Linked DNA regions of Homo sapiens: region 2 is linked to region 1. A link is an interaction called in ENCODE POLR2A ChIA-PET data of the cell type or tissue named here. Cell type or tissue: A673. All regions are shown on one strand.

Region 1 (8,000 bases):
AAAGGTTAAATTAGTAGCTTAAAAATTTCCACAAAGAAAAGCTCAGTCACAGATTATTTCACTGTTGAATTCCACCAAATGTTTAAAGAAGAATACCAATTATTTCCCAACTAATTCTATAAAGGTAATATAGATTGAGCCTGATATGAAAACCAGACAAAGATATCACAAGAAAAGAAAACCAGACTGCAATGTTTTTTAATACAGATGCAAAAATCCTCAACAGAATGCCATTAAACTGAATTCAGCAAGTATAGAAAGGATTATAAACCATGACCAAATGGGATTTGTCATAGGGATATAAAGTTGTTTTAAACTTAGAAAACAATTCATGTAATGCATCAAATTAACAGAATAAAGGAGAAAAATCACATGATCACCTCAATAAATGTAGGAAAAGCATTTAACAAAATTCCAAAAGTGTTTAATGAGAGGGACATTCAACAAACCAGGAAGAGAAGGAAACCTCTTTAACTTGATAAAGATGATTGCATGGACTGAATGTTTTTGTCCCTCCTCACCCTCTGAATATATATGTTGAAGCCTAATTCCCAGTGTGGTAGTATTTGGAGATGAGAATTGTGGGAAGCATTAAAAATTAGGTCATAAGGATGGAACCTTTATGATTAGGGCATTTCTGAGAAGAGACACAAGAAAGTTTGTTTCTTCTGTTTCTGCTGTCCACCATATGTGGATACAACAAGATCATGTCATCTGTAAGCCATGAAGCAGGCCTTCACCAGACACTAAATCTACTGGCACCTTGATCTTAGACTTCCCAACCTCCAGAACTGTGAGAAATAAATGTTTGTTGTTTAAGCCTCCCAGTTTATGATGTATTTGTTGTAGCAGCCTGAGCTAAGACAGACATATATGGAAAACCCACACCTAACATCATAGTTAATGGTAAAAGACTGTATGCTTTCCCTTATAAGATCGGGAACAAGACAAAGATGTCCATTAATGGCACTTATATGCAATATTGTACTGAAGGTTTTAGCCAGGTGTTTAGTCAGAAAGAGAAATGAAGGGCATCCAGATTAGAAAAAAAGAAGTACAACTACCTCTGTTTACAGATAACATAATTTTGTATATAGAAAATTCTAAGAAATTCAATAAAAACTATTACAACTAATAGACTGGTTCGATGTGTTTGCTGGATATAAGAGAAATATGCAAAAATCAAGCATATTTTAATATATCAGCTATGCACACCTCAAAAATGAAATTAAGAAAACAATGCCATTTACAATAGCATCAAAAAGAATAAAATATTTTGGAATAAAATTACTAAAGACCTGCAAGATTTATGTACTGAAAATTACAAAATATTGTTGAAAGAAGGCCTAGATAGTAATGGAAAGACATCCTACGTTCATGGATTGGAACATTCAGTATTATTAAAGTGTTAATACTCTCCAACTTGGCCTACAGATTTCATCTGCTTTTTTGTAGAAATGAATACACTGATTCTACCAATCATGAATACGCTGATTCTACCAATCATATAGAAATACCAGATTCTGATATGGAAATGACTCATCTAGGTCGTGAGGGAACTAGAATACCTAGAACAATCTTAACAAAGAATAAAGTCAGAGGACTCATGCTTACTGATTTCAAAACTTACCATAAAGCTACAGTAATTACGATAGAGCAGTACTGGCATAAGTGTAGACATATTTGTCAATGAAATGGAATGGAATGAGAGTTCAGTAATGAGCATTTAGGATCAGTTGATATTGACAAGGATTTCAAGAGAATTTGATAGGGAAAAAATAGCCATTTTGACAAATATTGCTGGAGCAACTGGATATCCACGTCCAAGAGAAAGAATTTGGGCACCTACAACAACACAGTACACAAAGTTAACCCAATATGGATCATAGACCTAAATACAAGGGCTCAAACTATAAAATTCTTAAAAAGAAATACAGTAATAAATGTTGATGACTTTGGAGGAGGCAAAGCATTCTGAATGTATGACACCAAAAGCACAAACAGCAAAAGAAAAAGGGAAAATTGGACTTGATCAATTATTTCAAAGTCAAAACAATGACTAATAAATTAACTGATCAATTTTAAAAGTTTTATGTTTCAAAGAGCAACATCAAGAAAGTGAAAAGACAAACCACAGAATGGAAGAAAATTTTTCTTATATATCTGATAGGGTACTTTTGTATAGAATATATCAAGAATGCATGCAACTTAACAATAAAAAGACAGTGGCCCAATTTAAAAATGGGCAAAGGGTCTGAATAGAGATTTCTACAAAGAAGATTAACTAATGGACAATAGACACTGAAAAAGATACTTAAAAATCATGCCTATAAATAATCCCAGCACTTGAGGAGGCTGAAGCGGGTGGATCACTTGAGGTCAGGAGTTCAAGACCAGCCTGGCCAACATAGTAAAACCCCATCTCTACTAAAAATACAAAAAATGAGCTGGGTATAGTGGTGTGTGCCTGTAATCCCAGTTACCTGGGAGGCTGAGGCAATAGAATACCCTGAAACAGGAGGCAGAGGTTGCAGTGAGCCGTGATTGTGCCATTGCACACCAGCCTGGGCAATAGAGGGAGATTCCATCTCAAAAAAAAAAAAGTCATTAGCCATCAGAGAAATGCAAATCAAAACCACATTGATATAATACTCCACACCCACTAGGATGACTGTGATCAAAAAGATAAAAACAAGGCCGAGTATGGTGGCTCATATCTATAATCCCAGCATTTTGGGAGGCTGAGGCAGGAGGATCACTTTAAGCCAGGATTTTGAAACCAGCCTGGGCAACAAAGCAAGACCCCATCTCTAGAAAAAAAAAATTAATTAGCCAGTCTCAGTGGCATGTGCCTGTGGACCCAGCTACTCAGGAGGCTGAGGTGGGAAGATTACTTGAGCCCAGGAGTTAGAGGCTGCAGTATGCTGTGACTGCACCACTTCATTCCAGCCTGGCAACAGAGCGAGACCCTATCTATTAAAAACAAACAAACACACAAAATGATAATAACAAGTGCTGTTGAGGACATGGAGAGCTAGAACCTTCTTAAGTTGTTAGAGTATAAAATGGTGCAGACAATTCAGAAAGCATTTTGGAAGTTCCTCAAAAGGGTAAACATAGATTTACCAACTGAACCAGAAATTCCATTCCTAGCAAAAGAAGTGGAATAAGATAAATGAAAATATGTATTCACATAAAAATTTGTACATGAGTGTTAGCAGCAGCATTCATGATAATAAAAAAGGAAATAGCCCAAATGTCTATCAGTGGATGAATGGATAAATAAGTATGGAATATTCATATAAAGGAATATTATTTGGCTATAAAAAGGAATTAAATACTGATATATGCTAAAACATGGATGAACCTTGAAAATATTAAGCTAAATGAAAGAAACCAATCACAAAGACCAGATATTTTATTCTATTTATATGAAATGTCTGGAATAGGCAAATCTAAAGAGATGGAGTGTAGAGTAGTGGTTGCCTAGAGTTGGTGGAGGGGAAGATTGAGATAGGGAATCATTTAAAATCCCATTAAAATCCTCCACTCAAACCCTTACCATTGATTACATTACAACTGAATCCCATCAAGCAGCAAAAAAAAAAAAAAGTGGGGGGGAATACTTAGGGTGAGGGGAGTAATGCACCAACATAGAGGAAGCTAAGACAGAACGTAATATCTGCCAGCAAAATAGTTGGGATTAGATGACAACTTAAATTTTAAAAAGTAAGGAGAACAATAGTGGGACTCAAATGTAGCACAAAAGAGATTTTCTAGAGTTAACACACAGTAATTCACAACTAAATGATTTTTTGTCAAAAAGTCACTCTTCAGACCTAATTAGGGAGAATAAAATGCAATAGTTATCTCAAAGCACATAGAAAAATGTAAAGATATGAAAATTATGAGGGAAAAAGGTAAGAGATATAGAGGATAAATTCGGAGGAGTTAAGATGCATATGATAGGCATTTCAGAAAGTAAAAGTAGGAGATGGAGGAGAGGCAATTATTAATAAATTATAGAGCTAAGAATAATCCAAGACTGCAGAGTAAAAAAAGTTGAGTAGATAAACACCTGGAATGTCTTAGTAAAATTCTTGATCTCTAAACATAATGAGAAAATCTTACAAAAGCTCAGCCTCCTCTACCTCCAAAAAAGGAATTATTAAATGAATCACATTATAATTGGACTTCTCATGTATAACACCGGAAGCTAGAAGGCACTAGAATCATATTTATCGATTCATGAGAGGAAGGGACTGCAATCCAAGGACTTTATACCCAACCAAGATAAGATATCTGTCTATAGTGCTAAAGAAACATATTCGACAATATGCAAATATCAAGTGCAGAAAGTAAATGCAAATGCAGAAAGTAAATCATCCATAGATCCCAGTGATAAACTTCAAAGTTAGAAAAAGGAAGAATAGGAAAGAAGTATGTTGAGTAGTTAATCTTGTTTGGACTCAGTATTTATCTCTAATGATACAATATGTGAGAACATGCAATATAAGCGCTAAATTTCTTAAAATACTGGTGAAATTCTGTTAATACTGTAAAAATAATACCCCTTTTCATCGGAAAGCCAAAAGTTTAGAGATGGAGAAGGGGTGAAGTAAAAATTTTTCAAAGGTCTATTGATAGGAAGCTGAGATAGGGAAAATGAAAGTGTTCTGAAGGTCTCTTGATACTGGAAAGGGTGAAACGTTAGAAGAAAAAGTTACTTGATTGGGAAAATGTTACCTCTTGGTAGGAGTATAATTGATATCTTACTTTAAATAATAATGGAAACTGTTGTCTAAAATATGTTCAAGCAATGTGTCCAACCAGAAAAGAGCGAGGTAAACATTAAAGAAAATGGAAAAAGGGGTGGTAAACGTTAACAGAATAGAAAAGTATATTACAATTTCAAATTAACAATGAGAAGAAATGGAAGGACTATCAACATGGCCAAACCATTAAAAATGAAGAAAGGAAAAGGAAAAAACAAGAATATGAAATAAATACCAAATATAAAGCAAGAGAAAATAATAAAAATGAAATATATCGGTCATTGCACTAATTATGAAATGGATTAAATTCTTACATTGAGACATTATAAACAACCACAAAAATAAAACTTGAACATAAAGAAAGGTTATAAATAATGCGATGAACAAATAAATGGTAAATAAATGCATACACAAATGCAAAGAAAGCGGAAGTGGCAATATTAGCATCATGCAAGCTATAATTTAACATTAAAAGCCCAAACAGAACAAAGAGGAATATTTTATAGAAGGATAAAGGGTAATAATAATAATAATAAAACAGGATAAAGAGGAATAATTATAGAAGACACAATTTTTAACATAATAGACCCATAAGCACTAAATAGTAAATCAGCAAAATAGCAAGATATGCTTCGACCTGTATTTATCTGGAATAGAGGGTCTATGAATTTTTTCAATATATCTACAGAACATTTACAAAACTTAATTGTAAAATTGGCCACAAAGTAAACCTTTACAAATTTAAATAAGAATAGATATCTGATAGGATCCATTCCATCTGTGTGAGTGGAGAGAAGTCATCTCAAACAAAAGTTATAAAAGAAAAAATGAACTTATTTGACAATATAGAAATTAAATTTTTTTTTTTTTTTTTGAGACGAGTTTTGCACTTGTTGCCCAGGCTGGAGTGCAATGGAGCAATCTCGGCTCACCACAACCTCTGTATCCCGGGTTCAAGCGATTCTCCTGCCTCAGCCTCCCGAGTAGCTGTGATTATAGTAGACACAGGGTCTCTCCATGTTGGTCAGGCTGGTCTCAAACTCCTGACCTCAGGTGATCCGCCCGCCTCAGCCTCCCAAAGTGCTGGGATTACAGGCGTGAGCCACCACGCCTGGCAAATTTTAAATTTTTTAGTGGCAAAAGATGCTTTAAAATTCATAGGCAAATGAAAGACTAGGATAAACATTTTTAACTTAGATAACAAAGGGGTAATATAAAAGAGCCCTTTGAATTGTTAAGAAAAAGGCAACCCAGTTGAAAATGGGCAAAGGATAAAACTAGACAATTAACAGAAAGGCTTATTCAGATAGCTAACAAACATATGGGAAAACATGTTTAGATTCATTAGGGAAATTAAATATTTTAATCACAATGATGTATCACTTTACATTTATTAGGCTTTTCTCATGGAGAGACAAGGCATTCCTCATTAGTCTTGGAAACTTGAAGGTTAATGCACTGGTAAACAATCTCTTAACTTCCATTAAAATGTTTGTACCTTTTAACTCAGTAGTTCCATCCTTGTGAATCTATGCCATAAACATTAAGCCAACCATACAGAATGCCATATGGATGGGATGTTCATTACTGCATTTCCCCTGGGTAGCAAAAACCTGAAACAAAGTTTATGCCCATCAATAGGGGATTGGCTGGAAAGCTGTGGTACATACATACTGTAAAATATTACACAGCCGTTAAGAAGGAATCAGGGCTGTACCAGTTGACTTGGAGGGATTTTTCTTCCTAATTGACGAAGAAACATGAAGTGCAAGACCAGAAAGAAATAGAAGGAATATCATAAGAACCCTTTTCTAGAAAATATAAATGAATAAAACAGCTCTATAAATGAATGTATTTTTATGGATATATGAGCATGGAGAATACATATTGGGTGGTGTTAATATGAGTTACAAGATTTTGAGTTGGAATTTGGCTGATCATGTAAAAGGGAAGGAAATGGGAAAGAGTAATCAAGCAAAAATGATATGTGATATTTTAATATATTTTAATTTATAGATGTTTATAAAACTTTTTGATTTAAAAATTTAAAAGAAATGATAAAAATGAAGAAAAAGATCTATGGACCTAAGATGATAATATAGATTCTTATATGTATATAGTTGTTAATGTGCTTAGAGATATATATTTTTTAAATCTTCTGTAACCTTAAGTTGTCAAATTTAAAAATATATATATTCAGATATCTCACAATAATTGTGCTTTTTAAGATTTCCTTTGTGTTATTCATTTTGCTATTATTTTGTTACATAAAAGTTTATGGCCGTTTAAAATTCCTTTTATTACTAGATAGTATTTCACCCTGTCTCCTTTAGTGTTTTTGGTCTTGAGCTGTATTTTCTAACGTTAATGTTACCAGTTCTGCTTTCTTAGCTTGTATTTGCCTAGCATATCCTTACTCATCATTTTTTGTATTGTCATTTCATTTCAGAGGTGTTTGTTATAAATACTATATAACAGTATTCTTTTTCCAAATCTGAGCACACCACTCTCTCCTTTTTATAAGGGATTTAATTAGCCCTTTCACACTTACTTTGATAATTGATCATTTGGTTCTATTCTTTCATTCTAATTTGTGACATGAAAAATTATTTAATTCTGTATGACTTATACTTTTATTTTGAATGCAAGAATTTTTTAAAAGATTATTTTCAGAGAATCCCAATTCTGAATTTGGTATACTATATTTAATACATGTAATAATTAGTGCTGATGTAAACCTATTGAGAACATTTCTTTTTTTCTTTCCCTTGACTTCATGAAGACAAATTGAGTGGCAGCAATAATGCGAACAAAAGACAAAAGATTGCTCAGGACTTCCTCAACTCTATTGACCAGACAGGAGAACTTTTAGCAATGTTTGAAGATGACGAAATTGATGAAGTTAAACAAGAAAGAATGGAGGTATAGTACATTCTTCCCTTTTTACAGAAATAGAACAATCATTGCAGTGCCTATGCTGTTTGGTCCTATTCTCATGTTCTTTAAATGTTGTCTGAAATCTCTAAGTCAGTGGTTTTATGTCTGATGGCAGCGATGTGCAGAGGATCAGCCCCTGAAGTGGGAGTCAGATCTGCCTTCAGCATCAACTTTGGGAAACAACTTCTGTTTTCTGTTTCCTTATTTCCCGTTTTGAAAATGATTAGGTTTCCCTACTCTGGATCTGACATTTACTGATTTTATTTTATGAAGCTAATTTCTAATTAA
Region 2 (8,000 bases), 780 kb before region 1:
AACTAACAGCTGGAGAGAATGACAATTCTTAGTTGCGCTGGAATCTGTTGAATTCACGATTCCCCCAGATCCAGTTATTTCTATTCACTCTCAGGCTTCAGTGAGCTCATTGTTCCTTGGATGGAATCACCAGCTTGGGCTCAGCACCCAGCCCTTTTCAAAGTGCTTAATAAATTAGTGGCTCTCCACATGTACTTACCCATGTGGCACGAAGTGAGACACACAAGGTTAAAAAAAAAGGCTGATCTGGATTTGAAAACAGGAAGACTAATCAGGCCTTTGCTCAAAGGAGGTCAGAATAATTTGCCCCAAGCACCCAGCACTGCGTTGTCCCTTGACAGGGCTGTTGAATCAATTAGCCTAATTAAATGAGGTGGAAAATTACTCCGGCAAATAAGTTGCCATGAAAGGTAAGTCTTAATTTGGCCTAAGGGAAAGCAAACAGCTCTCCGGTGTCTTGCCAAAGTCTATGAATGGGGAATAATTGGCAATTTATGTGTATGTGTTTTTAAGGCCGTGGGACAAATATATTTTTGTTGACAAGCAGCTGAAGCTTTCCCTGGTATAAAGACAGGGTTACTAATTAAGGGATAGTATAATTATGTGTGTTGGCAGAAATGTCACATATGTACCATGGCTGCAAACATCGGGGGCCTGCGACCCAGCTCATCTCAGGGGGTTCAGGCCAAGACGGACCTCTGGGGCAGCACCTCACATCAGGCCAGTCAGTCATTGCTTCCTCCTCGGTGATGTTTCCCCAGCTCGCTACACTGATGAGGACTCCATCACAAGCCACTGGGAAAGACAGGCTATGAAGTTTGAACATATGTGAAAATGTACCTTCATCTCATAGAATCCACTGCAAGCCTCAAGAATGATGTTGGAGAAATCTACGTTTTTTAGTGCAGGAAGGTGATTGAAATTATGTGATATGAAAAAATAAATATATATAAAACGGTCTATGTCAGCATGGAGAGTGGAAAGTACGCATCTTCCTCCTCTGCAACCCAGGATCCAATCTCTGGGGCCAACCTGCTCCAGCTCCATCCTGCAGGGGGAAATGTGAGATCCTTCATTACTGAGGTTCTAGGTTCCTGGGATATCTCAGAAAGGCACATCTCCAAACACAGAAAAGTTCCCTGCCAGTCACGTTGACCACCTCATGCAGGGTAACTTTGATAAGTTTTTTCACACACACACACACAAGTCTGCTTTGTATGCATTTCTCAGAAATCTCTTTCTCAAAAGGGATGCAGGCTCAAAAGAAAGTAGGCTGTGGGGAGAAAGAAAATCCCTGCCGTTCTGGGTAACTGAAAAATTAAATTATTAAAACAATCACAGCATGTGAACTTCTCCCAAAACCCTATTCCAAGCTTCCCAGTCAGACCTAGAGCAGTATTGTTCAGAGACCAAGGGGCAGTGCAGACAAGCAAGGCCAACGTGGCCTTCTCAGCCAACTTGGCTTCCTCAGAGTTTTCCTGGCCCCTCCTGTACAGTGCAGCCCTTAAGCCCCTACTGTTTGCTCACTTGTCTGTGAGCCCAGTTCAGCCCCGTGCAGGGCTTCTGGAATGCTGGCCTGTGTCTTGCACTGTCCTTCAACCTAGCTGGGGAAGTGAATGATTAGTTAATGACCTAGTATGAGGCAGAACCCAGAGTTCTAAAAGATCCTTGAGAAGAGTGTCCTTGAGGTGATGCGGGGGAGGCGCAACAAGAACCATCTTTTAAATGATTGAGGACCATGGTTGTGTGCCCTGAAGGCACCAGAAAAATTAGTGCCAGCCCCTCTGTATCATGACAGGGCTCTGTGTTTGAGATGGCAAGTTTACAAGGCAGCATAGCATGGGGTTAAGAGTAAGAGTGTCTTTCGCTCTTTCAGTAGCCAGAGGGAAGGAGGGAGGATAGGAGAAAGAAGGAGGAAGGAAGCAGGCAAGGAGTGCTAATAGTAATTCCATCATCAACGTGTGCTGTGCTCTTCACAGACAGCATCTCATTTAAAACTCCCCCAAACCTATGGGATTTATCATTCAAAACACGGCATTTTAAAGTATACCCTCTTGATTAAATAAAGCTCAGAAGTCATATAATTAAATGTTCCATTTGATCTGTAGCCCTCAGCCCATCCCTGAACTTTACCTCAACTTCACCCCGTCTTGAGCTTTATTCCAACCCAAACCCTCTCCATCCCTAACATGAGGCTTAGGGATGGGGTAGGAGTCAGGAATGTGTTAAGGTGTCTTCCTCAGAAGATACTGGGGAAATTTTAGAGCTGATATTTTTTAAATGGATTTTAATTTTTATTTTATTTATTTATTTATTATTTTATTTATTTAATAGATTTTTTTAATAAATAGATTTTATTTATTAGATCTCCTTAAAAACAAAAGTAATCAATGATTCTTCTAACAAATTAAATAATAAAGTGATAAATGAAGAATAAGTTAATAATTCCTCTCACAAGTTCTGCTTCATGTGGTAATTAATGCTAATAGCCCAGTTATTCTTCCCTGTTCTTTCAAATACATACAAGCATCACAGATATAAATCTATATATTAAAGCTGACATTTTAATGGTTTTCTTTGAGTATCATAAAAATTTACTGTGAATGCCAAAAATCTCTACCAAAATGCCAAGTCAAATTGTCACATTACCACTATTTTTCCCATGTTAAAGATGAAGGAACCGAGCTCTAGAGAAATTAAATAACTGGGTCACATTCACACAGCTAGAGCCATGCTGGCTGGCTGGCTTGTGTGCCTGTCTTTCTACCACACAGCACTGCCTCACGTTTCATACGGGACTTGGGGTTGAGCTGCACAGCCTAGAGGTCATCTGCTTACTCATCTTCCTATGCCACTCCCAGGCCTGGGCTTCATCTTTGAGTGTCCGGGATCATGAATCTGCCTGGACAAGTTCCTTCATACCTCATGCCTTAATTTTCCTGTTAATAGCCCAGTAGCTTACTGTGTGGGATTGGTCTGAAGATTAGACGAAAAAAAAATAATAGTTCTTTTTAAACAAAAATATGAAGTCTGAACAAATGCTTCAAGAAAAAGCTTTCTTTTCTGACAGGTGCCATTTTTCTCAAACCCACATAGATTTAAAATGGGCCAGATGTTGCCTTTATCAGCATTACACAAGGATCAGGTAAATGGATCCACGGGACCAGTTCCTACTCTCCGTTTCCTTTTAAGGTACTTAAATAATATGGGCACGGTCAGTTGTTTAGGGAAAGAGACAAGCTCTTGAGATTGAGGTAATGAGAAGATCCATTGAGAAGAGTCCTGGAGAAGGGCCTGCACTGGACTTTGAAGGTACCCTCAAGCTGCACAATCTTCTGTGAGGCTTGTCAGACTCTGAGATTCCTGCCAAAGGTCTATTTTTTTCCATTAGTCTTCATTGATGAGGTTTTCATTTGAAACCTGAATGCACAAACCAAGAGTTCCTTCGGTCTAAACTCAAGAAGAGAGCCACATGAGCCAGAGTTGACTGTCTGCATTCAACTTTTTAGAAATGGTAGGGCGGGGGAGTGGCAAGGATTTTGTTTTAGTCTGTTAAGGGACAACAAGCTTCCAAAGTTCCATTTGAGGGACACACAGGAGGCTGAAAAGAACCAGTAGGCAGCTCCTTGTCCTAGCCCTGAGGTTACTTATGGATCAAATGATTCTACTGTTTTCTCTGCCCCCTTCAAGTCTGACAAGCATTGACTGTCCCTTATTTCTTAGGGTCTGTTAAGTTTTTTTTTTTTTCAATTTGAAACACATAGCTTAATTTGAAAACAAATGAGTTTTCTTAGAAGAAATAATACTTGCCACCTACTAAAGAGGCTTATTGCATTCCACACTGAGAAACAAGTTGCCAGAACCAGGGGTTTAGATGGAGACGGGTGGCAATGAGCTGCCTGATGTCCCCTCTCTGGACTTAGCATTTCCAGATCCACTGTGGCCTGACTGTGACATAGCCCTGTGGGCCTTGGCCACCTTGGACCCAGACACACATCTGCCAAGGTGAAGTAACAAATGCTTGTCCAGTCTGGTGATCAGCAGGACAGAGACAGGCACCCAAAAAATTATTTTTGGCTGGGTACAGTGGCTCACGCCTGTAATCCCAGCACTTTGGGAGGCCCAGGCAGGCGGATCACTTGAGCTCAGGGGTTGGAGGCCAGCCTGGGCAACATAATGAAACCCCGTCTCTACAAAAATTAGCTGGGTGTGGTGGCCTGTGCCTGTAGTCCCAGCTACTCAGGAAATTGAGGTGGGAAGGATCTCTTGAGCCCAGGAGGTCGAGGCTGCAGTGAGCTGTGATTGCACCACTGCTCTCCAGCCTGGGCCACATAGTGAGATCCGGTCTCAAAAACAAAGAAACAATTTTTAAGCCAGAAACCTACCCCATTCTTAAGTAAAGACAACAAGGATTCAATAACCCTATCTACACCGTCACCACACAGCAGAGTACGTTGAGCCCCTCCAAAACTGTGCCTCCCAAAGGGGACACAACCTGCCCAGCAGCTCCTCCACAAGGCTGAGGGTGCTGTCCTCCTCTCATTCCGGGAACCCAAAGCAGGCCCCAGGAAATGAGGAGTTTTTCAAAATAGCATCCTGGGGTCCCTTTTAACCTCTCTATCTCTGCAAAACCTACAAGACTCTGTGGAGTTGGGTTCGAGCCAAGATAGGATTAACTGGAATTGCAGAAGTTTTCAGAATAAGCAGTTTCCTACTATTAGCAACTTCTTACCCATAGCTAAGGCTCAATCCCCCTTCCCCTTTCTTAGCCAAAAAGGACATATATAATAATTCTGTTTTGTGAGATAAAGTGTGTGTTGTGTGCATGTGTGTGTCTGTAGGTACGCATGTGCACAGTGGTCCTTGTGAGTGCATACACACCTACACACAAGGACTGCACAGCCATATCCCTACCTTCACCACACTGCAGAGATGGACATGTCCCACTCTCCAAATATATATATACACACATTTATATATATATACACACATATACATATATATACACATATATATAGTAGATACTTATATAAGTGTTTTCAGTGCGTGTGTGTTTGCGTGTGTATAAACATAGATAGATATTTATCCCTTCTCTTCTTCCTCATTCTCCTCCAAAGTCTTCATCAAATCTAAAAACTGTTCTTTTCCATTTCTACCCAATCCAGACTTTCTGTTATGTCTGCTTCAAGCGTCACAAAACAGAGGTTAAATTCTGAGCCTCAGTGATTCTATCTAGAGCCACTGTTGGGCACTTTCCTTACTGGCCTTGACCTGTCTGGGATATCGCCTACCAGTAGTCTCCAGAAACATGCCATCAGCCAGGATGCATGGCCCTGCATCTCAAGTGTCTTTTCTGGGTTATGCTATAAATTTTGGCTGAGACATCAACACATGTCAACATGTTACTTTCAGTGACATGTTTTTCTTTTCTCTGTTAGCTTTGGTTCAGGGCTGTAAATCCATTTGGGGAAGCAAAGTGTCCAAGCCTAAGCAAAAGTCATCTAATATGCTTCATGGATTGTGGGATTTCTCTATGCCTGACCCCTCCTTCCGTCACTCCCCTCCCTCCTTATTTTCCTTAGAAATCAAAGTGAAAAGGATATTCAGTTGGATATCCTTTAGTGATTAAAGTGATCAAAGTGAATTCAACTGGCAGGGCATAAATGAACACAAACCAATGAGCTCCCAGTGACCTCTGTCCTTGGTTGGATCTTAATGAGATCCCTCCCAGGTACACACATTTGCTGCCTCTAGGGAATTGTAGCCAAATCTCCTTTTGTTCCATCTGAGCTCTGAATTTTCTTTTTTGTCTTTTCATTGACAACAGTGGTCTCTGTCCAGATTTTAACCCCGCTTTGTCTAGTCTCTTCTTTCCTTTTTCATTATTCAAAATATCTTTGATCTGCTTGACATAGGGCTCTGGGCTACCTGAAACATTCCTTCCAGGTGTTCTGAGAGCTCCAAAGACTCTCCTCTTGCCCCAGGGGGGCTGCTTCTCCACTGTCTTCCTTTTGCCCTTGACAGAGTGAGTTCCCTTGGCTGTGCTTTCATTAAGTGTAATGGAGAAGGAGGCGCCACAAGCAACTCAGCTCAAAGCTGTGGCTTATGAAAAGTGATCTAAAAGGTGTGCTATACATTCCTCAGGCTGGCTGAAGGTGGCTAGCAGAAAGGCAGTTTATAGGGAACAAAAGAAACATGGCTTTACTGCCTCTCTATTAAAAAAAATAAAAATAAAAAACTCAGGTTTTGAACAAATAATATTAATGTACAGCTTGAACACACATCTTAACCATCAATCTTAAATCTAAATCAGTTTTGGCTGTTCCAAAAACCCATTTGCAAAGGATAAAGACTTACCACGATTAGGGTATCCTAAAGAATTAGCCATGGACTCTGAAGAAATCAATTGCAGGAGACAGCTTACGGCTGTGAAAAGAGCAATAAGCCAGAAGTCAGCCAACCAGGATTCTAAGCCCAGAACTGTGAGCATGCTATTTAATTACTTTAGGTTTCAGTTTCCTCATCTGCAAAAGGAGAGGGGTGAACTTAAACCTCTAAATTTCCATGGGTTTCAAAAATGTTTTGAACAAGTAAGTAATATTAAAATAAGCCAGTATTCTCCCAAGGCAGATACTTTGCAGGAAAAGTATATATTTATTTGGATATACAAGTTCTAGTGTTTGTTTTAAAAAATTTTTCATTGCTTCATAGTCATATCTTGTATATTCCAGCTTCTGTTAGAAGGCTTTTATGACTCTGTCATTCATAAATTTGTCCAAACTCCTTTTTAATTCATTTACATTTCCTGTCTGTACAGCCTCTCAGGGTAATGAGTTCCATAACTTTATTACGTGCTAGGAGAAGTATTATTTCCTTATTTTCCCTAAACTTACCTCAAGCTTCTAAACTGCCTGCTTGCCCTGTATTTCAGAATTTGATGAACAAGTTCACCCATAGTCTTTGCTTTACAAAATGAGATTAAAATCATTTTAGGCTGCTACAAAAAGCAGCGGCCCACCCCACACCTTCCCCTAATTATTACAGTTACTTATACAATAAATGTGGGTATTGATGGCATAAGGAAGTCCTGGCTCCAAATGACTGAGAGTCAGGAGAGCCTGGAGGCCTAAAGTATAGCTTTAGAGTCAGAATGGCTGAGGCTCAGATTCCAGCTCTGCCGCTCCTGGGCAGTCTCTCTGAGCCTCATTTCCTCATCTGAAAAATGGAAAACAGTATTCACCTCAGACCTTGTTGTAAGAGTTAACTAATACAATTTTTGTAATGTGACTAACACAGTGCTAGGTCCATTGTAAATATCTTCCCAAATCCAGTGGGTTTTTGCGATCATTAATGAATGTCAGGATACTAGATAGCCCTCTAGGTTCTAGAATCATTGCTCATATTGTGAACAGGGCCCAAACAACTGGTTGACAAAGAACAATCTGAGCTTCCATGCAGGAGATGATGGAAAAGCAGGGTTGGAGAGTGAAGTTTTGGACAATAGAAAGTTAGTAGAGTTTAAGAAGAGATCCTTGGCAGCAGATCCACAGAAAACCTACTCTCAGCTTGAACTAAAGTGGCACCAGACATGGACAATAAATATTTACAAGGTGCTAGAAGAGATTTTAAACCAAAAGAAGGAAGGGGAAGCTGATATGCTCTTTCCAGAGCAATGGCCTATGGGTCTTGAGAGTAGAAATTCCATTTCTAATGCTTACCAATCAACAGTGCAATCTTAAGCAAATCAATGCCTATATCTAAGTCCAGGTTTCCTTGCACATAAAATGGAATTAGTCTGGTTCACTGACTTACAAACCATGCTCCTTGGAACCTGTATTAGGGAGGAGAGGAAAGAGTTGGGGAATGAGGATAGGATGTGAGTCCTCATCCCTAATTCCATCAAGTAGCCATATTTGTAAAGTCCTAGAATTGACTCATAAAGGAAAATGGCATGGAGTCAAAATTACTCTTAAAAAATCCTAAATCACCCAAATGTTTAC

Evidence for each region. ChIA-PET counts read pairs that join two places held together with the same protein. Peaks named below come from ENCODE experiments on the same cell type or tissue, not always from the same donor. Only the 100,000 strongest peaks of a DNase experiment are listed, where the experiment ranks them.
Region 2: POLR2A ChIA-PET joins it to region 1 with 5 read pairs; 2 of 35 experiments call an interaction of 5 or more read pairs at or near these places.

The regions. Positions count from the first base shown.
Region 1 is chr6:45,003,350-45,011,349 of GRCh38, reverse strand. SUPT3H (SPT3 homolog, SAGA and STAGA complex component) reads left to right here. Exons shown (of 11, transcript NM_003599.4): 6 at 7,558-7,697. Among named protein-coding and RNA genes, the nearest start is that of MIR586, 190 kb to the left of the region's middle. In A673, no CTCF peak of the experiment used is centred here; no DNase peak of the experiment used is centred here.
Region 2 is chr6:45,778,754-45,786,753 of GRCh38, reverse strand. No RefSeq gene overlaps it. Among named protein-coding and RNA genes, the nearest start is that of RUNX2-AS1, 210 kb to the right of the region's middle. In A673, no CTCF peak of the experiment used is centred here; DNase peaks (open chromatin) are centred at 4,663 and 6,463.